Linked DNA regions of Homo sapiens: region 2 is linked to region 1. Evidence: chromatin contacts called from ENCODE Hi-C or POLR2A ChIA-PET data. All regions are on one chromosome and are shown on one strand. The core of a region is the stretch at or near the end of the contact, and the rest is flanking DNA. Distances in the headings are between cores, read along the strand shown. Region 1 holds the start of MDM1 (Mdm1 nuclear protein). Region 2 has its middle 40 kb from the start of IFNG.

Region 1 (5,466 bases), core at 1,546-4,045:
TCACTTGGTGAAACTAGCTCAATTTGCCCAACATCACACAGCTATTATAATTCAAATTTAGGCTAATTCATTCATTCAAAAAATAGTTTCAAGAAGCAATAGAATGTTCCAAGGCCTGTGTTAGGTACTGGGTGGTGAATAAGACAGAGCCCTACTCTCAGAGATCTAATATACTAGTAAGGAAGAATTAAATAAGCAGGTATAATGAGGTCAGTCTGTCTCCCTTCTGTTCTATCACCCTCCGGGAAACTCTGGCCCAGGACTCTGCCTTCCCTGGGACACAGGGAGGAGGCATGTGTGATAACAAGAACATGACCTCTGAAATTACATGCTTTGCACAAAACAGACTTGATTTCAAATCATGGTTCTGCCACTTACTAGCTGTAAAGCTGGGGCAGCGACCTCATCTCCCTAAGCTTCCATTTCTCAAGACCTTGGGAGCACTCTTCCCCAGCATTGTCCCCTCAGCTTTCAGGTCTCAGCTCAAATATCACCTCCTCAAAAAGAGCCTTTCCCAACCATCTAATCTAAAGCATTTTCCCTCCAATCCACTCCTCCCGCATGTTATGTATCACACTTCCCTACAATTTTATATAAAAACCTGAAATTCCCTTAATTATTGAGTGACTTGCTTACTGTTTCTCTCCACAGTTAAGGGACTTTGGTTCAGGGCTATATCCCTAGTGTTCCCAGACCAAACTGAGGGTCAGGCTGCTATTTCTCTCGGCCAATAACGAGATGCAGATAAACTAGGGAGAAAGAGAGTTTTTATTTCTATAACCAGTTACGGGAAGAAGGCCTGCAAATTATCACCAGACGAACCCCAAATTACAAAGTTTTTCAGAGCTTATATACCTTCTAAGCTATATGTCTACGTGTAAGTGTGCATTCATCTAAGGATATAAGTGATTAACTTCTTTTAATCTATAACTAAGGTCTGAGTCCTGAAGACCTTCTTCTGGAGCATCAGTAAATTTACTTAATCTAAATGGGTCTAGGTGCTGGGCTGATTACCCTTATCTTGTCTCCTGCTGAATCATGGAGGTTTGAGGAGTTCCTTCAGACCGCCAATAAATTTGTGGAGGCCTGGGGAGTTTCTTCAGACCCCCAGTAAAACTTGTTTAATCCTAAACGGATCCTGTTAAGAATTCCTTATTTTGTCATGCTTTATGGCCCAGGAAAGGCCTAGGCAATACTCTTGATGGGCTTTTGTGACATCCCAGCCTTTGTGTAAGGGCACTGGCTTTTTTTAGCTTTCAATATTTAACTTAACCGCTCAGTCAGTACCGAAACAGTTGTGATGGAGGCCTCCATTAGTGAAACCTGGCCTGCCACACTAGCTGCTGGGAATAGTCCTGGCTCATAGTAAACCTTCAATAAATACTTGATTAATAAATGAATAAATCAACCAGGCCAACTGAACTTTTAATATATCATTTGGTAAACTTAGCCCAAGGTTTACTTAGCCCAAGTTATAACGGCTTGGCCCAAGTTATAAACTTAGCCCAGGTTAGAATGGCTATTAGCCTGCTCAACTTACCTAATTGATCTGATCTAAGTCCAGCCCATGGGTACTTTCGCCCCACGGAGGAATTACAAGACTCGGACAAATAAGACTTTTTCCACAGGAAGTTCCTCTGGTATTCACTCAGCCCCTGTAATGCAAAGTACACTTTTGAGTACAGTCCAATTAATGAATGATGTTTTAAAGCAGACATCGGTGAAAAATAATTTCTGAACCTCCCAAAAGAGACTTAAGACTGAAAATTAAACACAGACGAGCTCCTTAATAAGAGCTAATATTCACCCAGCCCTGTGCTAAGCAGTTCACACGTGTTATATCCTTTAATCCACAACACCACTTGAGGCAGATGCTACCAGGAATTCCAGGCTCAGAGGTTACCCTTTCACTGATTATCTGATTCCAAAGCATGAGTTCTTGTCGGATAACTAATGACAATCTAAATTCTCATCATTCTAGATTTATCGCAGGTTTTCACCGAGTACACAATATTATGTACCATGCCTAGGACCTTTTGCTATTTGATAAAGTCAACAAAAGGCAAACTCCCCTTCCATTCTGAATACACGCCTTTAAGATAAATGAGTCAGGAGATGTGGGACGCTGTGGCCACCTGTGAAGTTGCAGGGTGCTAGTCCCTGACAGCTACCAGCTACCTGGAACTTTTAACATACGCTAAGAATGCACAACGATGAAAAACGTGTATTTCTTTATACGCTGTCTTTACTAAGAACCCATTTCTCAAGCCTTTAAAAGCCACATACACTAAAGTTTTAAAGGTAATGGGGGTTAAATGCTAAGCTAAATGGGCCACAGGTGTCCCAATCTGAAGTCGCCTTTAGTTCTCTTCGCAAAGGGACCTCCTCCCATCTCCACTCCTCTTGAGTCCCCCTAAGTAAATGTGTCTCGCACCATCTGACTCTTCGACACACTGCAGCTTGCAAATGTGAGTGAGCGGAGAGGGAACTAGGTTAAGAGGCGGCGGGCAGATTCTGGGGCCCCTCGAGCAGGCCCTGGGGCTGGCAGCTTCCGCCGGGCAGAGGGCTGCAGCGCAGAAAAGCAGCGTGACCTCGGCGCTCCACACCTCCCCGGCCATGGCTCCCCCCAGCCACATTCCGGCCCGGGGACCCCAGCCTCACCTTGAAGCGCACCGGCATGTCGCCCGGCGCCGGAGCCCCCGCTACTCCGACAGTTAACTGGAGAAAAAGCTCCGAGGGGGCGGGGCGATAACAGTGTTCCCTAGCAAAGCCTCGGCCCGGCGTCCCCGACTACGCGCCGGCGCACTCCGCGCTTCCCGCCTAGAGGCCTGTCGGTCTGTTTTTCCCCGCCCTTTTTGGAGCCTAGGGACCAATAGAGACTCGCAGAGTGCCTTACCTCCATTAGGATTTGACCAATGAGTGGCCGAAAGGGAGCCGCCTACCTCCCTTGCCAAATCCCTGGGGCTGATAGAGATGGCGGGCGGAAGGCCGGCCAATAAGGCTCCCGGAACCGGGCTGGGCGGGACCCCGGGGGTGCCTTCCTGGGTTGGGTGGACCGGTCCCTGGTTCGCCGGGTCCTGCGCAGCAATGCGTCTGCTTGCTGGTGGAATTCGCCAGCCGCCAGCCTCGCTGGCCCAGGTGCTTGACAGCATCAAAGGTCAAAGTGTGTTCTTCATGCTAACATCTATGAGAAAACCGAACGCTTCTTTTTCTGAAAGTGCTCAGATTTATTCTGCTGAATATCGGTTCGTACAAACGACAGCCGCATTACAGTTTATTGTCACATCAAAAGGGAAAGGCCAAAAAAATATATAACTTAGGCAAGATTTTTGAAACTTTATTGAAACTCGAAAGACAAACTGCTGTCTCTTCCTCCAGTGATGTTCTTCCTCCTTCAATCTCTACCTTCCCCAAAATGATGTACATACAGCCCTTAGATGAGAAAACGTTTATTGAAGATGGTTGTCTCAACTTCCAAACCTTCAGCCTTGTCTCTCCGCTCAACCTTTTTTTAAAAATAAAACTTCATCTGATTTTAATCGACTATTGCCATCATCGTCGATAAATGTTTCTTGACAGAATACTGCTGATTCTGAGAATTGGGAAAGAAAGAAATTGTCCAGATAGTTCTCTGATATACTTGGGAAGGACATACATCTTTATTTATTTATTTATTCATTATTTATTCAATAATGGTGTAATGTGACATGTGCTAAATTTCTAAATGAAAGGTGTCAATAATAAGGGCTACAGGATCTGGGAGCAGGGAGTCATTTCGGACGGCAGAAGATGCGTCAGGAGGAAATATTCAGACTGAAAGGACTGCAATAAGTAAAAAGTGGGACGATGAAAGGGCAGATGTCTGAATGGAATGCTGCCAGGCTTCTTCCAGGAACAACAAATGAGTGCCTTTTACATTTGTCATGTGTTGACTGAATAAAAGTATACCACTCTTAAACTTTCAAATATCAACACCAATCCTTGATGCTTCCCTTTAAGCATTTTCCGCAAAAGCTGTCTTCCTGAATCCTGATTGATGTCTTTGTTCTTCATCATCATCGAGATACTTAAAAATCATTTGAAGAAGCCACCTGATATCTGGAACAAAGAGCATATTAAATTAGTCCCAATGCAGCCATGCATCCAGGGGGCCCTTGATTAATGTTAATTGGTGATGACAGCATCTCTGTCGTGTAAATTAAGAATGGCACAAACAAGACACAGTGGAACATAGAACAAAAGTCATCTGCAGGAAGGCAGCCCATCTTACAGAGTAAGAAAGGCACAACTTTGGTTGTGCACACAGCTTTGTTACCACAAAATGCTAAGGTGAGATCAGCAAAAGCAAGTGTGTAGAATGTAGCCTGCCTGCTAAACAAGCGCAATGATCACTGCAGAAGAGCTCTGCTGAGCAGGGAGTAAATGACAGGAAAACCAAACAGCAGATTGTAAAAATAACTCAGTCACATCCCAGGCTTGCTAGAGAAGTATCATAAAGACTTAAGGAAGAAGATTTTACTTTGCTATTGTTAAACAAAAGCCTACCCAAGTTTAAGAGGCAAAGATATAGGAATGGGAAAAAAAAAAGTGACTACCTTAGTAAATGAGTTTTGTAGCCTGTGTTTTACCAGCTCTTATCTTCTCTGCTACTGCAGGAAACAGTACCCAGTACCCTACAAAGCTCCACCCATGTTTTGGGGAGTCCCTAGGAGGTATTTCACATGTGCTCGCAGCAACCACATAGCGTATGCCGGGCAGCACTGCCCCTTGTTCCAATAGCCATGCATCTGTAGGTGTCACTCTTGCTGCTGGCTATCACAGCCACTTTAGCTTGGTACTGAGTCTTCACTGGGCACAGCAACTGGGTACAGCCACTCCTCAAACTGCCTGGCATTGGTGGTAATCTATGGCAAAGCACCTCTCCTTTTTGCGTTACCCTCTTTGAAGTGAGTAACACTATGTCTTAGAGAGCCTTCTTTTCATTTGTGTTTTAGCCTTTCTCATCGCCAAAGGGCTCAAAATGAAGTCCGTGGAGTCTAAGCCAAAAAGTAATTCCTCAAGTGACAGATCTCATGCTATGCTTCTCTCTTCCACTAGCTAAGGCCCTCTTACTGGGACAGTGGTATCACACCTGGCTCACTCTTCCCTTTGTTGATTTCTCTATTTCTCATAGGAATAGATTTCTGTCTATTGCTCGTGAGAGACTGAATTTGCACAACCTATATGAAGGGCATTTTGGCAATTTGATCCAGGAGTTCCTCTTCTATAAATTTATCTTACAGATAGACTCACACATATGTGAAAAAAAATATTCATTTAAAGTTGTTTAATGTACTGTTTCTAGTTACAAAAGGTTGAAAACTACCTAAATGTCCATTTAGAGAGAACTAGTCAAATACATTACGGTTCATCCAAATTCAAAGAGTAGCGCAGGTTGTTCTGCTCCTTTGGGCCTTCTGATCCTGC
Region 2 (5,466 bases), core at 1,538-4,037, 210 kb before region 1:
CAGTTGGCTTAAAATATTCAGTAAACCATGCTGTAAACAGATGTGCTGTTATCCAGGCTTTGTTGTTCCATTAACAGAGCACAGGCAGAGTAGATTTAACTGATGTTAAATTCTTAAGGACTTTAAGATTTTGGGAAGGATATATAAGCATGGGTTTCCACTTAAAGTCACAGCCACATTAGCCCCCCTAACAAGAGAGTCAATCTGTCCTTTAAAGCTTTGAAACCAGGACTTGACTTCTCCTCTCTGGCTATGAAACTCCTAGATGGCATATTCTTCCAATATAAGGCTATTTCATCTGCATTTAAAATCCATTGTTTAGTGTAGCCACCTTCAACATTGAACTTAGCTACATCTTTTGCATAACTTGCTGCAACCTCTCCATCAGTACATGCAGCTTCACCTTGCACATTTGTGTTATAGAGACAGCTTCTTTCCTTAAATTTCATGAACCGACTTCTGCTTCCTTCAAACATTTCTTCTGTAGCTTCTTCACCTCTCTTAGCCTTCACAGAATTGAAGAGATTTAGGATTTTGCTCTGGTTTAGGCTTTAGCTTAAGAGAATGTTGTGGCTGGTTTGGTCTTCTATCCAGGCTACTGAAACTTTCTTCATAGCAGCAATAAGATAGTTTTACTTTCTTGTCACTAATGTGTTCATTGATGTCACACTTTTAATTTCCTTCAAGAACTTTTCCTTTGCATTCACCACTTGGCTAACTGTTTGGTGCAAGAGGACTGGCTTTCAGACCATCTCGGCTTTGGACATGCCTTTCTCACTAAGCTTAATCATTTCTAGCTTTTGATTTAAAGTGAGAAAACATGTGACTCTTCCTTTCACTTGAACACTTACGGGACATTGTAGGGTGATTAATTGTCCTGCTTTCAATATTGTTGTGTCCCAGAGAATAGGGAGGCTCAAGAAGAGGGAGAAAAACAGGGAACACCTGGTTGGTGGAGCAGTTAGAACACACACAACATTTATCGATTAAGATCTCTGTCTTACAGGGGCACAGATCTCGGCGCCCCAAAACAATTACAATAGTGACATCAAAGATCACTGATCACAGATCACCACAACACATATAATAATAATGAAAAGGTTTGAAACATTATGAGAATTATCAAAATGTGGCACAGAGATACAAAGTGAGCATATGCTGTTGGAAAAACAGAGCCAATAGACCAGGTGGATATAAGGGGTTACCACAAACCTTCAATTAGTAAAAACCACAATATCTGCAAAACACAGGAAAGCGAAGCGCAATAAAACAAAGTATGCCTATACTTACGTGGTTGGCCTCAGTTGTATTACGGGGAATTATGGAAGGGCCTGTGCTACATACAGTTCAGACAAGCTGGAAAACAGGAGGGCAGAGGTCTATTTTCTGAGATCAAGCAGAGGGTATGAGAGTGGTCTCTGGAAGGTGGCAGGGATGATCACAGCAGCCCAGCCCCGAAGGTCATGACAGCGCAGAGGAAGACAGAGACCTGGGGAGTGGAGGAGGGAGGAACAGTGAAACCTGACACTGAGAGCTCTCAGAATACTGAGAGAGCAGTTGAGGTAGGGGGTTCCAGTTTTTAGCATTTGGGCAAGAAAAGGAGGGGAGTACACAATTTCGTAATTTAGGCAATTACAAAATAAATAAATAAATGTCTCTATTCTGTAGTCATGCTGATGAGGCCTGAGACATATGGGTCAAAGCCCTCTGTCTCTAACTGCCCCATCCCTCAGATTGCCAAGAGCAATAGGCTTCTGGAAAAAGATTCAAATGACCTTAAGATAGGGTCAACAAAAGTTGTTACAGATGATTAAATGTATGTCTGAAACACTGATTTATGCCATTGGAGTAATTAACTTACCCTCAGGTATCCCCCCTTCTTAACCATGAAGAGTTCTCAATGGCCCCAGGACCCTGACTTAGGCTATGACTTAAGGGATCCCTGGGTGTTTCCAGAAGCTAGGCCCAGCCCAGCCCAGAGTGTCCCACCCAGACCTGCCTCTTGCCTGCTGGAGAAAGAAGGGTTGTTTGACATATCCCTGAACAGAGATCAGCCACCTGAAAGAATTAAAAAGACTTAAGAATCCATCACGTGTAAAAAGATCGTCGCACCATCTTCCTACACCTAATCACAATTGAGTGCACATTTTCAGATTAAATGGACAAACGCTTGACTTCTATTTCATATATATCCATATACAAAAAAAATCAGAAAGTGGTATAGAAATTGTATTTACTGAACATTAAGCACAACCCATTTATTTCTATTTAAATAGCACCAAAACCTCAGTAACATTTAACAGGTTAACAATATAGACTTGAGTCATATTGAGTCTGACATTGAGTCAGACCTAGATTTATATCATGCTCTGCCACAGATACTCTGGTATCTTTAAGCTAATTACATATCCCCAAGCCTCAGCTGTCCCCAACTGCAAGATGGCCATGATGACAGATGAGAACAGATAACTCAGAGTGTGGCTATGAGAACTAAATGATTTAACGCCTGTAAAACATTTAGAAAAATGCCTAGCATGTGGTAAGTGCTCATTAAACATAGCTATATTTAAATATTTCTAAAATATTGCCAAATCCAGATGCTAATGACTAGGGCATCCTAAAAGACAGATTTAGAAAGGAAATTGCTGTCTATATTCTGAACAGTACAGTAACTGTGTTTTGACTTTGTCATTTGCCACTTCCATCCAGTGCTTTTCTGGTAGCATGCTGGAAAATGAACCACAGCACACTAACACCCACACCCCAGCAGCTCTCTAAATCAGTTGTTCTTAAATGAGTCAGCACACACCCAAGCATCTTGGTCACTAGTCGGATGTACACAGGCTGCAGGTTCCCAAACAGACTTCAGCTGCTGCTCTGAGTAAACATTTTCTGGCAGCACACCAAGGGGGCGGGTGGGGACACAGGTAGGCATCTTCTCGGGTCTAGGTTCAGATTTCATATTGAACTCAAAATGAGCTGATGAGTTCAAGGTCCCTGTTTCTGCTAAAAATAAGCCTACACAGCAAGGGTGTTGCACTAAACAGTTTGCCCAAGCTGCCTGGAGGAAGCATCTTCTGCCCACATTGCGCCTTGGTGTAACCAACATTCAGAGTCCCACAGTTTCATGACCACCAACTTCACACAATTAGCTGAGCTCTATGTAAAACTGTTTCTATCTGTTCCTACCTAGATTTTTCTCCTTGAGACATAACTCTTCTTTTTAAATTGTGAATGAAGATATCTGACGTGAGTGCTGGGAAAGTCATGGCAAAAGGCCTGGGTGGAAAATCAAAATGTCATCATTATATTCTTTGGGTTCATAACATCCGAGGAAATAGGTACCTTATACCTTGATCTTCTTAGAAGTGAAATAAAAATAGCCCATCTACCTCACAGGGATCACAATTTCATGGTCCTTTGTAAAACTTAAAAAAAAGGTGTTAAGTATAAAATCTCAATTAATGGAATACTCAGGCAAGAAAATACCCTGGTTTATGCATTTAAGTCTTTTTCTAGCCTTTTGTCAAAAGCTTTTCTAAAAATACAGTCACCCATTAACTAAGTACATTATGATGACAGTTTTTAGCTTTGAGGATTTGGAAGCTTGAAATCAATCAAGCACATTAAATAGTACATGTCTTTTGATTTGTGGTCAATTACTATTTCAAAATGCAATTCTTAACCTCTGGTCAGTTGCTTTCCAGTTAGGGTTTATATTTTAGCTAAGAAAGTTGTTGTTTCCCAGGAATGAAATTGAGCTCAATCTAGTTTTCCATGCACAAATTATAGTAACAGGAACACCGCCATCCCTAGTTTCTAAGGAAGAGAACCAGGCATCTTAAAAAGTAAGGTCCTAGGCAGGACTATAAAGCAAACAATGATGAAATTAGCTTTAGAATATGTTTGGAAAATTTGGCTTACACTAATAAGGTACTATTTGAAAGAGATAAATGTTAAAGGCCTGCATTAAAGGTTTTAAAAATAATCGATTATGTACATTTCAGATAGAAAGACCCTGGCTTGCCAAGGTTTAAAAAAAAGTCAGAAGATCTTAGATGACCACAAGCTGAAACTGAGCCACCAGCATATATAATATGATTGCTAAAAGCAGCACTTTCCTAGCAGTTCCACTGTAGTGCAACAGACTACCACATCTTAAAGAACATAGACAGATGAGATCTCTCTTCTTTCATTTCTTTACTCAGCCCACTGCTTTCTAAGTTCTGCCCCCACCCATCACCACCACCAACTCTGAAACTGTGACTGCCAAAGGTCACCAAGGACCACAGATTGGCAAATCAGTGGACTCATTTCTGGTCTAAGAACTTGCCATCTTTCAGCATCTGACATCGTTGACTATACACTCTTCCTTTGGCTTCTCTGATGCCACTCTCTTGGTTCCCCTAAACCCCTGGCTAGCCCTTTCCAGTCCCCTCTTATCTTCCTGACTCTCCATGTTACTGTGACTGAAGATCCAGTCCTTACCCCTCTTTGCTCACTCTCCGACACTACTTAGTGATCTTAACTGCTCCCATAACTTCAACTGCCACCTGCAGAAGAAGCCCCAGATCTTTCAGTCTAGTCTGGACCCATCCCTGAGCACCAAACCTATTCTCCCCAACTGTGCTTGGATCTTCTCACTTCTCCTGATCTTGCTTCTCCTCTTCTGCCTGCTTTTATACAGTGCTTTTATATTGCCAAATAACACCACTATCCATCCAGTGGCCTAAGCCAGAACTTCAGGACTTCTTCAATTCTCCCTATCCCTTAGCTGCTATACTGAATCAGTGACAAAAATTTGGCCTCCTTTGCTTATTTTCTATTCACTTCTTCTTCCCAATAGCTCACCTCACACTATAGTTTATCTAAGAGCAGGAAGAACCCCTGGTTCTTGTCCCTGGGGGTGTAGAAAGATTATCTGTTAGGCTGCCTGCCTCAAAGCACATCATCCAATGATTCTTCTGAAAAAGTTCAACTTTCTATATGCTACTATAAAAAAAAACTTTAATAAAAAACTATTTTTAAAGAATGTGAGGCTAATGCTGATAGGAAGTGAAAATAACTTCTTTTCCTTGATGTTAAGGCATCTTGTAGGAATGAACCAATATTAAGAACTTTTTCTCAATAACAAAAGAAGAATGACTATTATTTATTCTTCCAACAAATATTCATTGACTTTTCATTTTGTGCTAGGTGTTCTTATAAGTGCAGGCTGGCCAGGCTGAGGTGGGGTGGGTAATGGATGATAAGCAACTAAAGAAATGAGAACAGAAGCAGAGTATAACAGAGAGTGACTTGGATGCAGCATTGGATTGAATCATCAGGCAAGGTCTTGCTGAAAGGATGCCATGTAAACTGAGACCTGAATGATTAAAAAAAGAGAGAGAGACAGCCATGGGAAGGTCAGGAGGAAGAACATTCCATACCAGGAGAGCTGTTTGTGGTAAGGCCCTAAGTCAGCTG

The links. Hi-C counts contacts between places; a loop is a spot of excess contacts on that map. ChIA-PET counts read pairs that join two places held with the same protein, here RNA polymerase II (POLR2A). Pooled maps may share reads with other maps.
Region 2: a loop to region 1 is called in a pooled map, with 3 times the contacts of the local background. The contact joins the enhancer-like site here to the promoter of MDM1 in region 1. A Hi-C loop is called at or near these places in 7 of 50 pooled maps. POLR2A ChIA-PET finds 5 or more read pairs at or near these places in 4 of 52 experiments (OCI-LY7, activated CD4-positive, alpha-beta T cell, activated CD4-positive, alpha-beta memory T cell and 1 more).

What each region holds. Positions count from the first base shown.
Region 1 is chr12:68,329,567-68,335,032 of GRCh38, forward strand. It overlaps MDM1 (Mdm1 nuclear protein), which reads right to left and starts at 2,796. Exons shown (of 15, transcript NM_001354969.2): 1 at 2,662-2,796; 2 at 1,541-1,655. The coding sequence starts at 2,679. It overlaps LOC105369819 (a long non-coding RNA gene), which reads left to right and starts at 3,065. Exons shown (of 3, transcript XR_945057.3): 1 at 3,065-5,466. RefSeq lists an enhancer at 2,347-2,436 and a silencer at 2,737-2,996.
Region 2 is chr12:68,117,069-68,122,534 of GRCh38, forward strand. No RefSeq gene overlaps it. Among named protein-coding and RNA genes, the nearest start is that of IFNG, 40 kb to the right of the region's middle. Within about 2 kb of position 2,788, at least 2 of the 41 ENCODE cell types and tissues checked have a DNase peak (open chromatin) inside an H3K27ac peak, as active enhancers do.